Linked DNA regions of Homo sapiens: regions 1 and 3 are each linked to region 2. Evidence: chromatin contacts called from ENCODE Hi-C or POLR2A ChIA-PET data. All regions are on one chromosome and are shown on one strand. Each heading gives the region's core, a stretch centred on a gene start or an enhancer-like site at or near the end of the contact. The rest is flanking DNA. Distances are from core to core; before and after follow the strand shown. Region 1 overlaps RPA1 (replication protein A1). Region 2 holds the start of HIC1 (HIC ZBTB transcriptional repressor 1). Region 3 overlaps SMG6 (SMG6 nonsense mediated mRNA decay factor).

Region 1 (4,093 bases), core at 1,197-3,696, 220 kb before region 2:
GCGTAATTTTTTGTATTTTTAGTAGACACGGGGGTTTCACCATGTTGCCCAGGCTGGTCTTGAACTCCCAACCTTAGGTGATCCACCCTCCTCGGCCTCCCAAAGTGCTGGGATTACAGAAGTGAGCCACCGCACCCGGCCCTGAACATTTTTTTCCCTCTGCCCACTGCCTGGGTGGTTCTTCACTCTTCCCCACACTGGCAAACACTATCTTCGTATCTCAGCTCATTTGTGACTTCCCTTACTAGGCTAAATCCCTTTGAGACCCCAATTCCTGTTCATTCACTTATTGAATTATTTATTTTTTTTCTTTTTGAGATGGAGTCTTGCTCTGTTGCCCAGGCTGGAGTGCAGTGGCACGATCTTGACTCACTGCAACCTCCGCCTCCTGGGTTCAAGCAATTCTCCTCCCTCAGCCTCCCAGGTAGCTGAGAATACAGGAGACTGCCATGATGCCCGGCTAATTTTTGTATTTTTAGTAGAGATGGGGTTTCACCATGTTGGCCAGGCTGGTCTCGAACTCCTGACCTCAAGCAATCCACCTGCTTCGGCCTCCCAGAGTGCTGGGATTACAGGCGTGAGCCACCGCGCACGACCCCATTCACTTATTAGATGCATGACTTGAGGCAAGATACTAAACTGTTTCTTTTCTGTAAAATGAGAGCAATGATATCTATTGCATAAGGTAAGTAGGAGGATGGAGTGAGTTATTAAATTTAAAGTGCTTAGCACACTGATACATAGTAAATGCTCAGTGTTTATGTTACCTATTAATAATTGCAGTTTTATGTTTGTTGATTTATCAGTTTCTTTTTAAAATTTTAAAATTATTGTGTTTGTTTGTTTGTTTGTTTTGAGACAGAGTCTTGCTCTGTTGCCCATGCTGGAGTGCAGTGGCACATTCTCGGCTCACTGCAACCTCTGCCTCCCGGGTTCAAGCGATTCTCCTGTCTTAGCCTCCCTAGAAGCTGGGATTACAGGTGCCCACCACCACACCCTGCTAATTTTTGTATTTTTAGTAGAGACAGGGTTTCGCCATGTAGGCCAGGCTGGTCTTGAACTCCTGGCCTCGAGATCCACCCACCTTGGCCTCCCAGTATGCTGGGATCACAGGCTTGAGCCACTGTGCCTGGCCTAATACTTTGTGTAAATTCCATGAGGCCTGCAATCATGTCTGGGTTATTTTACTCTGCATTGTATCCCCAATACCTGGAGAAGTGCTGGCAAGTTTTAGGTGCTGAATAAATGCTTGCTAGTTGCATGAATGAATGAGGCAGTGGGAAGAAAGGGACAGGTGAATGGGGAAGAAAGGCAGCTTGGGGGAAAAACAGGAACAGGAAGAACTATTGTTGGACTCAAGTGAATATTTAAATAAATTAGGAATGTGTGAATGCTGAAACCGGGGAAGTGATTTTAAATTGTAGCTTTCATTTACTTTATAGCTGCTACCTTGTGTCTTTAAGACAAATTAAGAATGTTTCTAGGCCAGGCGCAGTGGCTCACGCCTGTAATCCCAGCATTTTGGGAAGCCAAGGCAGGCAGATCACCTGAGATTGGGAGTTTGAGACCAGCTTGGCCAACATGGAGAAACTCTGTCTCTATTAGAAATACAAAATTAGCCAGGTGTGGGGGCGCATGCCTGGAATCCCAGCTACTTGGGAGGCTGAGGCAGGAGAATCTCTTGAACCCGGGAGATAGAGGTTCCGGTAAGCCAAGATCGCACCATTGCACTCCAGCAACAAGAGCAAAACTCCATCTCAAAAGAAAAAAAGAAAAGAATGGTTCTTCACTTTTAAAAAGACTGATCATGGGCCAGGCGCAGTGGCTCATGCCTGTAATCTAAGCACTTTAGGAGGCCAAGGCAGGTGGATCACTTGAGGTCAGGAGTTCGAGATCAGCCTGGCCAACATGGGGAAACCCTGGTCTACTAAAAATACAAAATTAGCTGGGTGTGTTGGCGTGTGCCTGTAATCCCTGCTGCTTGAGAGCCTGAGGCAGGATAATTGCTTGAACCCGTGAGGCAGAGGTTGCAGTGAGCCGAGATTGCACCAGTGCATTCCAGACTGGGCGACAGAGTGAGACTGTCTCAAAAAAAAATAAAGAATGATCATGGAGATATTTAAATAATTTGATAAGTTTTTTTATTTTTTAGAGATGGGGTCTCACTCTGTTGCCCATGCTAGTCTCAAACTCCTGGGCTTAAGCGATCCTCTCGCCTCAGCTTCCCAAAGTGCTGTGATTATAGATGTGAGCCACTGCACCTGGCCATGTTTTTATATTCAAAATTTTATAAACCTATTTCCAGCGTAGGTGAAGTATTTTGTTCATAAATGAAGAATGAAAGTTTCACATGTGTTTGTGGTGATGGAATGAGTTGGAGAACCTTTGCTGACTTTCATTATCAGCTAAAGCAGGTATCATTTTCGTTCAAAAGACACAGGCCACAAAGGGTACGCAAATACCACACACATGTGAAGGCGTTTGGGCAAGAGTCACATGATAAAATAAGAGATGATGCATAGAACTCTTGTGGTCAACAGAATACATAGCATTTGTATCTTAATTATATAACGAAAGGGGAAGGGAACTAATGTTTTTGACTATTTCTAATGTGACAGATGCTTTAGTAGTCAGTACTTAAGTAACCCTAGAAGATAGCTATTATACTCCCATTTTACAGAGGAAGGAAGTACAGAGAGGTTGAATAATGTGTCCATGGGGTGAAGATTTGAACACATGTGCCCTTGAGTATTACATTTGTTGCTTTATATACTTACTAGGGATTTTTTTTTTAAAGGGTCTCACTCTGTTGCCCAGGCTGGGGTGCAGAAGCACAATCTCAGCTCACTGCAACCTTCACCTCCCAGGTTCAAGTGATTCTTTTGCCTCTGTCTCTCGATTACAGACGTGCGCCACCACGCCCAGCTAATTTTTGTATTTTTAGTAGAGATGAGGTTTCGTCATGTTGTCCAGGCTGGTCTTGAACCCCTGGCCTCAAGTGATCTGCCGCCTCGGCTTCCCCAAGTCCTGGGATTACAGACTTGAGCCATTGCACCTGGCCGTAATTTTTTTTAAATGACAGAGTCTTGTTCTTTGTCTCTCAGGCTGGAGTGCAGTGGCATGATCATAGCTCACTGCAACCTCCAACTCCTGGGCTCAAGTGATCCTTCCACCTCAACCTCTCCAGTAGCTGGGAGTACAGGTGCATGCCACCATGCCCAGCTAATTTTTTTTTTTTTTAATTTTGTGTAGAGATGGGGTTTCGCCATCTTGCCTAAGCTGGTCTCTAACTCTTGGTCTCCAAACAGTTCTCCTGCCTTGCCTCCCAAGTCTTTGGGATTATAGGCATGAGCCACTGTGCCTGGCCTTGTCCCTTAAAATGAGTTACATTTGTAAACAGCTGATTTCTTTGGAGCATCGTCCCCATATACTTTTCTTTCATAAGTGATCTCATCCTTCTTCCACCCAACCTTCCCCTTGAATTTGTTGTTTGTTGTTGTTTCCATTTTAGCAGAATTCATGTTGCTCTGATAGGGGCTCTTTTCAAACTGATGTCTTATCCTTCTTAGTACCTCAAACTAGGTCTTGTTCAGACATGTTATAACAAGTTAGTATGAGTTTATTTTAGTGCAAAAAAAATTTTTGAAATGCATGCATAGTTTTTTCATAATGCACATTTTTCGTGTACTTTTTGAATCCCCCTCATACATGCACGTGGTTTTAAAATCAAACGGAACAGAAAGGTGTTCATGGCCGGGCATGGTGGCTCACATGTGTACTCTCAGCACTTGGGGAGGCTAATGCAGGAGGATCCCTTGAGGCCAAGAAAGAGTTTGATACCAGGCTGGGCAACATAGCAAGATCCTGTCTCTATTTCATTTAGAAAGAAGAAAGAAAGAGGTGTTTAATGTAATTACTGACCTCCTGCCTTACCTTGTCCAGTACTGTTCCCCAGAATAACTGCTTTTTAGAAAAATCACTGTCATTGACATTTTGCTTACGTATAGTAAATTGCACCTTTTTTATTTATTTATTTATTTATTTGAGGCAGAGTTTCCTCCTGTCACCCTGGAGTGCAGTGGCGTGATCTCAG
Region 2 (4,466 bases), core at 176-2,675:
CCGAAGCCTCCGCCAGGCACCGAAGCCGTGAAGTCGCCTGCGCAGCAAAGGGAGCCTCCGGGGGGCGCCCGAGACCTTGGTGTCGCTCGGGGGCCGCTGGTAGCCGCGCCCGCTGCCCCTCGCCCGGTGACTCAGCCGGTACCTCTGGCGGGGCCATGGGGGCCAGAGGACAGCGCGGGGGGCGGCGAGCGCGGTTGCTAAGCTCTCCAAGGCCTCGGAGGGACAGGATCTGGGCGCACCTCACCGGTTGCCATGGTAACGCAGCGCCCCAGCCCCTCGCGCTCCGCGGTGGAGGGAGGCGCAGCCAATCGGAAGCGGCGGAGTTCTCGGGGACCCCCCCCCCCCCCGCTCCACGCCGTGTGTGGGCGGGGGTCAGGAGGTGCGGGGCGGAGGCGGAGCGTGGGCCGCGGAGATCCGGCGTTCGCAGGAGGCTTGGTGCGCGGCGGGGCTGCACGGGGCCACTTCCGGAGTAGTACTGCGAGCAGCGGCGCGACAGTGCGGGGTCCCCTTTCTCCCAGAAGAGACGTCACCCACACAAACCTGACCTTCACGTGGGGCGCGGGACCTTGCGGGGTCCCAGCCGCAGGCGCCCCTGTTGTTTCCTTCGGGCGGGTGGGTTGGAGAAGAAGTCCACGCGGGATTCTTCAAAACGGCGTACAGGGGGATTCTAGGGCCCCATGGTTACTTCTTTGGACCCCCCGGAGGCGCTGTCCAGCCACTTCCAGTCGCCCTGATGACTCGTCGTGGGTTCCTTTAGGAGACCCGAAAGTTCAGGGCGGGCTGTGTGGGTAACACCTCTGCCCAGGTTCCCGGAGGGCCCTACGTGGCTGCCCCTGGAGTATCCCAGAGCGCTAGGGCTGCGGGAAGGGGCGGGTGTGCTTCTGGAAACATGAGCGCCTGTTAGTATCAGTGCCTGGATAGGGCTGGGGACAAATCAGTTTATGCCGCGCACACCGAATCCATGCGCCTGAGTGAGGGTGGGTGTGTTGGGGAGTGCGTCCAAGTGGACAGTGCCGTACAGTAATGTCTACGGGGAGTTCCAGGAGAGCTCGGCTACTCCTGCGCAGGATAACCTCTCCCCCACCACCCGAGTCCCGTGCTCGCGGGCAGGACTTTTCCGAACTGGGGCTGTGTGCCTAGAAATACGTACATGGGAGCGCTCAGCTCAAAGCCCCAGGGTTTCTGGGACTCGCGTGTCCGGGGTCGGGGTCCCAGGTGGGTACAGGTGGGAGGGCGAACCTGCGGGTAGGGTGGGCCCCTCCCCGCGGGCTCAGCATCTGTGCGCCTCCAGCTCAGGTGCGCGGGAGGAAGGCAGCGGCCTGCCGCGCAGAGCCCTGCGCGCCCGCGAGGTGGCGCCATAGCCGCAGCAGCGCCCGCCGGCCCGGGCCGCTCCAGATAAGAGTGTGCGGAAAGCGCGGCGGGGCTGAGACGCGACCAGGACGCGGGGAGGACGGACCAGCAGGACAGACCGACCGGGGGCCCGGCGGGCGGAGGGCAGCGCAGCCACGTCCCCCCTGGATCCGCCGTCAGCCGGGCCCGGGGCTTTCGACATGCCCCCCAGGTGGGTCCTCGAGCCGGGGACCGGGAGGGACGGGGGACCCGGGACAGCCCGGTCCTCGTGCGTCGGCCGCCTCGGGTGCATCTTCTGGCGCGGGTGCCCCATCGCGGCTGGCGGCTGGCGTTCAGGGCTCCGGGTGTCGTCCCTTTCGGACTCAGGACCACCGGGCCGCGGCTCCGCGCCGGGTTCACGGCGGGGTCAGCGGCCCGGGGCCGGCTCTGCCCGCACATGGGCTGGAGAGGCGAGGGGAAGGGAAGGGAAGGGGAGCTGGCGGGCGGGGCTGGCAGGGGCGCTGCCCTGGCACAGCTCGGGGCCTGGCAGCGGCGGGTGGGGCATCGGCTAAGAGCTGCCACCGCCGCGGGGAGGGGAGCCCGGCCCGCCGGGACCGCAGGTAACGGGCCGCGGGGCCCCGCGGGCCAGGAGGGGAACGGGGTCGGGCGGGCGAGCAGCGGGCAGGGGAGCTCAGGGCTCGGCTCCGGGCTCTGCCGCCGGATTTGGGGGCCGCGAGGAAGAGCTGCGAGCCGAGGGCCTGGGGCCGGCGCACTCCTCCCGCCCTGTCTGCAGTTGGAAAACTTTTCCCCAAGTTTGGGGCGGCGGAGTTCCGGGGGAGAAGGGGCCGGGGGAGCCGCGGAGGGAGGCGCCGGGCCCGCGCGTGTAGGGCCCAGGCCGAGGCCGGGACGCGGGTGGGGCGCAGGCCCGGGTCAGGGCCGCAGCCGGCTGTGCGCCGTGCCCGCCCGGGGCGCTGCCCCCTCCCTCCCCTGGGAGCTGCGTGGCTCCCCCCTCCCCCCCACCTGCTTCCTGCCTCAGCCTCCTGCCCCGATATAACGCCCTCCCCGCGCCGGGCCCGGCCTTCGCGCTCTGCCCGCCACGGCAGCCGCTGCCTCCGCTCCCCGCGCGGCCGCCGCCCGGGCCCCGACCGAGGGTTGACAGCCCCCGGCCAGGGCGGCGCCAGGGCGGGCACCGCGCTCCCCTCCTCCGTATCACTTCCCCCAACTGGGGCAACTTCTCCCGAGGCGGGAGGCGCTGGTTCCTCGGCTCCCTTTCTCCCTACTTGGGTAAAGTTCTCCGCCCTGAATGACTTTTCCTGAAGCGGACATTTTACTTAAATCGGGTAACTGTCTCCAAAAGGGTCACTGCGCCTGAACAGTTTTCTTCTCGGAAGCCCCAGCACCCAGCCAGGTGCCCTGGGGCGTGCAGGCCGCCCTGGCCTCCCCTCCACCGGCGGCCGCTCACCTCCTGCTCCTTCTCCTGGTCCGGGCGGGCCGGCCTGGGCTCCCACTCCAGAGGGCAGCCGGTCCTTCGCCGGTGCCCAGGCCGCAGGGCTGATGCCCCCGCTCAGCTGAGGGAAGGGGAAGTGGAGGGGAGAAGTGCCGGGCTGGGGCCAGGCGGCCAGGGCGCCGCACGGCTCTCACCCGGCCGGTGTGTGTCCCCGCAGGAGAGTGTGCTGGGCAGACGATGCTGGACACGATGGAGGCGCCCGGCCACTCCAGGCAGCTGCTGCTGCAGCTCAACAACCAGCGCACCAAGGGCTTCTTGTGCGACGTGATCATCGTGGTGCAGAACGCCCTCTTCCGCGCGCACAAGAACGTGCTGGCGGCCAGCAGCGCCTACCTCAAGTCCCTGGTGGTGCATGACAACCTGCTCAACCTGGACCATGACATGGTGAGCCCGGCCGTGTTCCGCCTGGTGCTGGACTTCATCTACACCGGCCGCCTGGCTGACGGCGCAGAGGCGGCTGCGGCCGCGGCCGTGGCCCCGGGGGCTGAGCCGAGCCTGGGCGCCGTGCTGGCCGCCGCCAGCTACCTGCAGATCCCCGACCTCGTGGCGCTGTGCAAGAAACGCCTCAAGCGCCACGGCAAGTACTGCCACCTGCGGGGCGGCGGCGGCGGCGGCGGCGGCTACGCGCCCTATGGTCGGCCGGGCCGGGGCCTGCGGGCCGCCACGCCGGTCATCCAGGCCTGCTACCCGTCCCCAGTCGGGCCTCCGCCGCCGCCTGCCGCGGAGCCGCCCTCGGGCCCAGAGGCCGCGGTCAACACGCACTGCGCCGAGCTGTACGCGTCGGGACCCGGCCCGGCCGCCGCACTCTGTGCCTCGGAGCGCCGCTGCTCCCCTCTTTGTGGCCTGGACCTGTCCAAGAAGAGCCCGCCGGGCTCCGCGGCGCCAGAGCGGCCGCTGGCTGAGCGCGAGCTGCCCCCGCGCCCGGACAGCCCTCCCAGCGCCGGCCCCGCCGCCTACAAGGAGCCGCCTCTCGCCCTGCCGTCGCTGCCGCCGCTGCCCTTCCAGAAGCTGGAGGAGGCCGCACCGCCTTCCGACCCATTTCGCGGCGGCAGCGGCAGCCCGGGACCCGAGCCCCCCGGCCGCCCCGACGGGCCTAGTCTCCTCTATCGCTGGATGAAGCACGAGCCGGGCCTGGGTAGCTATGGCGACGAGCTGGGCCGGGAGCGCGGCTCCCCCAGCGAGCGCTGCGAAGAGCGTGGTGGGGACGCGGCCGTCTCGCCCGGGGGGCCCCCGCTCGGCCTGGCGCCGCCGCCGCGCTACCCTGGCAGCCTGGACGGGCCCGGCGCGGGCGGCGACGGCGACGACTACAAGAGCAGCAGCGAGGAGACCGGTAGCAGCGAGGACCCCAGCCCGCCTGGCGGCCACCTCGAGGGCTACCCATGCCCGCACCTGGCCTATGGCGAGCCCGAGAGCTTCGGTGACAACCTGTACGTGTGCATTCCGTGCGGCAAGGGCTTCCCCAGCTCTGAGCAGCTGAACGCGCACGTGGAGGCTCACGTGGAGGAGGAGGAAGCGCTGTACGGCAGGGCCGAGGCGGCCGAAGTGGCCGCTGGGGCCGCCGGCCTAGGGCCCCCTTTTGGAGGCGGCGGGGACAAGGTCGCCGGGGCTCCGGGTGGCCTGGGAGAGCTGC
Region 3 (4,229 bases), core at 1,115-3,614, 230 kb after region 2:
AGCTAAGCTCTTGGGACCTACTGTGAGAGAAAAAAAAGAATATAGGAAGCTAACTTGGGCCTAAGAAAGCAGGTAAAAATGGCAGTGTGGTTTCCTGGATAGATAAATGAAAAGTTATGAAACTGCAGATTTCTTTTTCTTTTTTTTTTGAGACAAAGTCTGGCTTCTTTGCCCAGGCTGGAGTGCAGTGGCACGATCTCGGCTCACTGCAACCTCCGCCTCCCGGGTTCAAGCAACTCTCCTGCCTCAGCCTCCCGAGTAGCTGGGATTACAGGAGTGCGCTGCCACGCCCAGCTAATTTTTTTGCATTTTTAGTAGAGACAGGGTTTCACCATGTTGGCCAGGCTGGTCTCGAACTCCTGACCTTGTGATCTGCTCGCCTCGGCCTCCTAAAGTGCTGGGATTACAGGCGTAAGCCACCGCGTCAGGCCAGAAACTGCAGATTTCTTCGAGGGCTGGTAGCCTAAAATGAAAAGCTCAAACTCAAAGATTTAAATTTAAAGAAAATTAAGGGTAATAGTTACCCAAGGATGATGTACAAACTAAAAATATATAGTTTCATCAATAGTTTAGAAAACAAATTACCACGTTGTAGTCTACCTACAAGAATTTAAAGTTTTTACCAAAAATATATTCATCTATTATTTGTATAATTAGAAATAAAATGGGACAGACATGATACACCTCATGCCTGTAATCCCAGATCTTTGGGAGGCCACGGGAGGACTGCTTGAGGCCAGGAGTTTGAGACCAGCCTGCGCAACAGGGCAAGTCTCCATCGCTACAAAAAATTAGCTGGGTGTGGTGGCATGTGCCTGTAGTCCTAGCAACTCAGGAGGCTGAGGCAGGAAAATCACTGGAACTCAGGATTTCGATCGCATCACTGCACTCTGGCCTGAGCAACAGAGACCGACCCTGTTTTTGATTGTATTCATTTATTTTTTGGAAGGCAGAGTCTCACTCATCACTCAGGCTGCAGTGCAGTGGTGCAGCCTTGACGCTCTTGGGCTCATTCTTGACTTTTTTGAGACAGGGTCTTGCTCTGGCACCTACGCTGGATCATAGCTCATGACATCCTTGAACTCCTGGACTCAAGCAATCCTCCTGCCTCAGACTCCTGAGTAGCTAGAACTAGAGGCCCGCATCACCATGCCCAGCCAATTTTGAAAATTTTTTTACAGAGACAGAAGCCTCGTTTTGTTGACCAGGCTGGTACTGAATTCCTAGGCTCCAGCGAACCTCCTGCCTTGGCCTCCCAAAGTGCTGGGATTACAGATGGGAGCCACCACACCAGACCTTGACTCTTTCTTCTCCCTGAGCTCCCCACGTTCAACCAAGTCTTTTGGATTCTACTGTAATAATATGACTTGTGTCTGTTCACTTCTTCCCACCTCCAAAGCCATTTCTTGGTTCAAGTCTTTTTCATATCTCACTTGGAACTACCGCAGCACCCTCCTTGTCTCCTATTTCTAGTCTTACTCTTCTCCAAACATTTTACAAAGCGGCCAGGGTTTATTTCTGAAGAGCAGATGTTATTCCCCTATTTAAAGCATCCAATAGCTTCCTACTATTTTCAGGATAAAGGTCAAATAATTTATCATATGACCCTTCAACATCTAGCCCCAGCTTACACCACCCACTGGGTGAATTTTACCCTTAAGGCGCAACGAACCAGCCACTGCAGTTTTCCACCTACCGTGCTCTCTCTCCCCCAGCCAGCCTCAGCCCTTTGCATATGCTATTTCCTTTGCCTGGGAATCACTTTACCACCTCCCTTTCCTTCTCAAGCTAACTCCTACTTGTTCTTTATACTTCAATTGACCAATGGCTGCTTTGGTCCCATGGCTATGTGCTCTCATATACTGGGTGTGCACCCCAAAAACAGAAGTAATTACAATGTTAAGTCTCTTGCGTCCTCCACTAGAATGCACTGAGACAGCAAGAGATCTTGTTCACTGTTATCTTTAGTGACTGGCACACTGTCGATAATTACTTACTGAGTCAATGAAGAGGAGAAATCTTCTAAACAAGCCTGTGATTTTTCTACTGTCATTTCTCCTGGCTTAAAGGAAAAAGTCCCCGCCCAAGAGTTATAAGAGGATATCCCATAGAAAGCCCATCACAAATCAGACTAACTAACCTATCCATGCTACTTTAGTTCATTCTCGGAATATAAGGTCAACCAAGAGGAAAAGATAAGTACAAAATCCCACATAGAATCCTAAAGCATCATGTTGATGACGCTGAACAAAAAGCAGCAAAAAAAAAAAAAAAAAAAAAAAAATTCTAATCCTACTTTTACTAAATTCTGCAGTGACACATAGTGGTGAGAGAGGGAAGTACATAATAAAGATAAAGGAAGCGTACATGAGAAGGGAAAAGACCATCAGGGAGCCTCAAGTGGTTTGTCTTCCTTGCAATCAGTGGGAAGTATCTGTGCCTCACAGCTGTATGAACCAGGGCACCCAGGCTTACTGAGCTAGTTTGGCTCATTGCATCATTCTCAGGAACTTACATCACTGGGACTCAGGCTGCCCAGCCCATTCTCTTGCTCAGAATCCTTCCCAGACTCAGTGCCCTGGGAAGACCGTGGATGGGATGGATGAATCCAGATCTCCAGGCGAGTGGTGTCATCTCCAACATGCCGGAAAGTAGACTTCTTTCCTTTCCGCCACTGGTCAGGGCTCAGGTCAAATTCCTCATGTTGCTTCTTTTCCATCTGTTCTGCCTATATAACATACAAACACATTAGCTCATGGCCTGGTGTGGTGGCTCACGCCTGTAATCCCAGCACTTAGAGATGCGGAGGCAGGCGGATCACTTGAGGTCAGGAGTTTGAGACCAGCCTGACCAACATAGTGAAACCCTGTCTCTACTAAAAATACAAAATTAGCTGGGTGTGGTGGCGCATATCTGTAATCCTAGCTACTCGGGAGGCTGAGGCATGAGAATCACTTAAATCCGGGAGGCAGAGGTTGCAGTGAGCCAAGATCGCATCACTGCACTCCAGTCTGGGCAACAAGAGCGAAACTCTGTCTCAAAAACAAAAAACACACATGAGCTCAGACTTTCCTGAGACTCAGCTTACAAAGAGAAAAGCCTCACCTCACCGGTATTTATTTGACAATAAAAATACTGTACCACAGTCCCAAAGTAGCAGAGTGTCATCTGCTTTGTTTCATATAGTTATTAATTCTGTAGACTGAAGGCTGTAGAGCACGTACATGTACATCCAAGGGCCCCTGAAAGCTCTCCTGAAGATCACAGTTTTGTTCTGCACAGGGGCTGACCAACTACCCACCAGCACAGTCTGATGGGACCATTTAAGGACACTATGAGTCATTCCCCGAGGACACACAGACACTGAGCAATAACTGCACCTTGGATAAACCTCACTGGCTACGATCCTGCCGGTGCGCAGAGCTAGGGCACACCAACACTCAGGGAAATGCACTATTCGAGGAAGGAAGGGTTCTGCCACATCCCCACTCACCTTCCGCTTGGTCTCTTCAAACAAGCTCATGAGACTCTCCTTGGCAGTCAGGATAGGGTTGCTGGCAGCTAAACTGCGCATATAGTAATAGACAGCGTCAAGCTTCCTCCTCTGTGGAAAGAGGCCAGAGACATTCAGTCAACCAATTCTCGTCCTAACTCCAGCAAGAGGCAGCTGACTCAGGAAACCCTACTATCTCTCCCAGCCTGTCTCCCAAACTGAGAGGAATCCCAACAACAAAATCAGAAATGCTATCCACAGGAGAAGCCATTGCAATTACATCACAGATCTCTTCTTGCACAGTATTATATCTTACATGCAGAGGTGCTCCAAGAACCAAGTACTCATAAGGAGAGAAAGGAATAAACAGGCTCTTAAAATATAAACAGAAATTACATCTTGTTCTTAGAAAAAGCATGATGTTCAATTCACTTTATATTTCCTGTTCTTATCAGAGAGTCAGTATGCTATAATGAAATCACGAAATTACAAGCCAGACAGACCTTGGTCCAAATACTGGCTAATCCAGGAGTTGACTCGGAAACTTTGGACAAAAGACTCCAAGATTATTACATTATTATGTAATAATCTTCCTGAGTTCCTATATCCTCAACATTACAATGGGAGTAATAATACCCAATGGAGGAGTATCCTCAGGTTTACAAAGTGTTGTCCACTGTCTCACACTTAACTGTACTTAATCAATGATGTTGCCATTGTTATTGATAATTTTTTA

What was found. Hi-C counts contacts between places; a loop is a spot of excess contacts on that map. ChIA-PET counts read pairs that join two places held with the same protein, here RNA polymerase II (POLR2A). Pooled maps may share reads with other maps.
Region 1: a pooled map shows a loop between it and region 2 (2.3-fold over the local background). The contact joins the enhancer-like site here to the promoter of HIC1 in region 2. A Hi-C loop is called at or near these places in 3 of 168 maps with a recorded cell type or tissue (CD4-positive, alpha-beta T cell, CD4-positive, alpha-beta memory T cell and naive thymus-derived CD4-positive, alpha-beta T cell), 4 of 37 single-sample maps with no recorded cell type and 12 of 50 pooled maps. POLR2A ChIA-PET finds 5 or more read pairs at or near these places in 2 of 52 experiments (BJ and WTC11).
Region 3: a map of adrenal gland shows a loop between it and region 2 (3-fold over the local background). The contact joins the enhancer-like site here to the promoter of HIC1 in region 2. A Hi-C loop is called at or near these places in 47 of 168 maps with a recorded cell type or tissue (B cell, CD14-positive monocyte, CD4-positive, alpha-beta T cell and 30 more), 37 of 37 single-sample maps with no recorded cell type and 47 of 50 pooled maps. POLR2A ChIA-PET finds 5 or more read pairs at or near these places in 15 of 52 experiments (A549, AG04449, AG04450 and 11 more).

What each region holds. Positions count from the first base shown.
Region 1 is chr17:1,832,090-1,836,182 of GRCh38, forward strand. All of the region lies in intron 1 of RPA1 (replication protein A1), which reads left to right. Among named protein-coding and RNA genes, the nearest start is that of RPA1, 4.1 kb to the left of the region's middle. Within about 2 kb of position 2,447, at least 4 of the 41 ENCODE cell types and tissues checked have a DNase peak (open chromatin) inside an H3K27ac peak, as active enhancers do; they include CD4-positive, alpha-beta T cell, where a contact is called at or near this core.
Region 2 is chr17:2,053,678-2,058,143 of GRCh38, forward strand. It overlaps HIC1 (HIC ZBTB transcriptional repressor 1), which reads left to right and starts at 1,426. Exons shown (of 2, transcript NM_006497.4): 1 at 1,426-1,561; 2 at 2,994-4,466. The coding sequence starts at 3,014. RefSeq lists silencers at 1-459, 1,210-1,709, 1,850-1,899, 1,940-2,349, 2,400-2,519 and 6 more.
Region 3 is chr17:2,280,132-2,284,360 of GRCh38, forward strand. SMG6 (SMG6 nonsense mediated mRNA decay factor) reads right to left here. Exons shown (of 19, transcript NM_017575.5): 7 at 3,494-3,604; 8 at 2,516-2,728. Among named protein-coding and RNA genes, the nearest start is that of SMG6, 22 kb to the right of the region's middle. Within about 2 kb of position 2,365, at least 2 of the 41 ENCODE cell types and tissues checked have a DNase peak (open chromatin) inside an H3K27ac peak, as active enhancers do; they include CD14-positive monocyte and adrenal gland, where a contact is called at or near this core.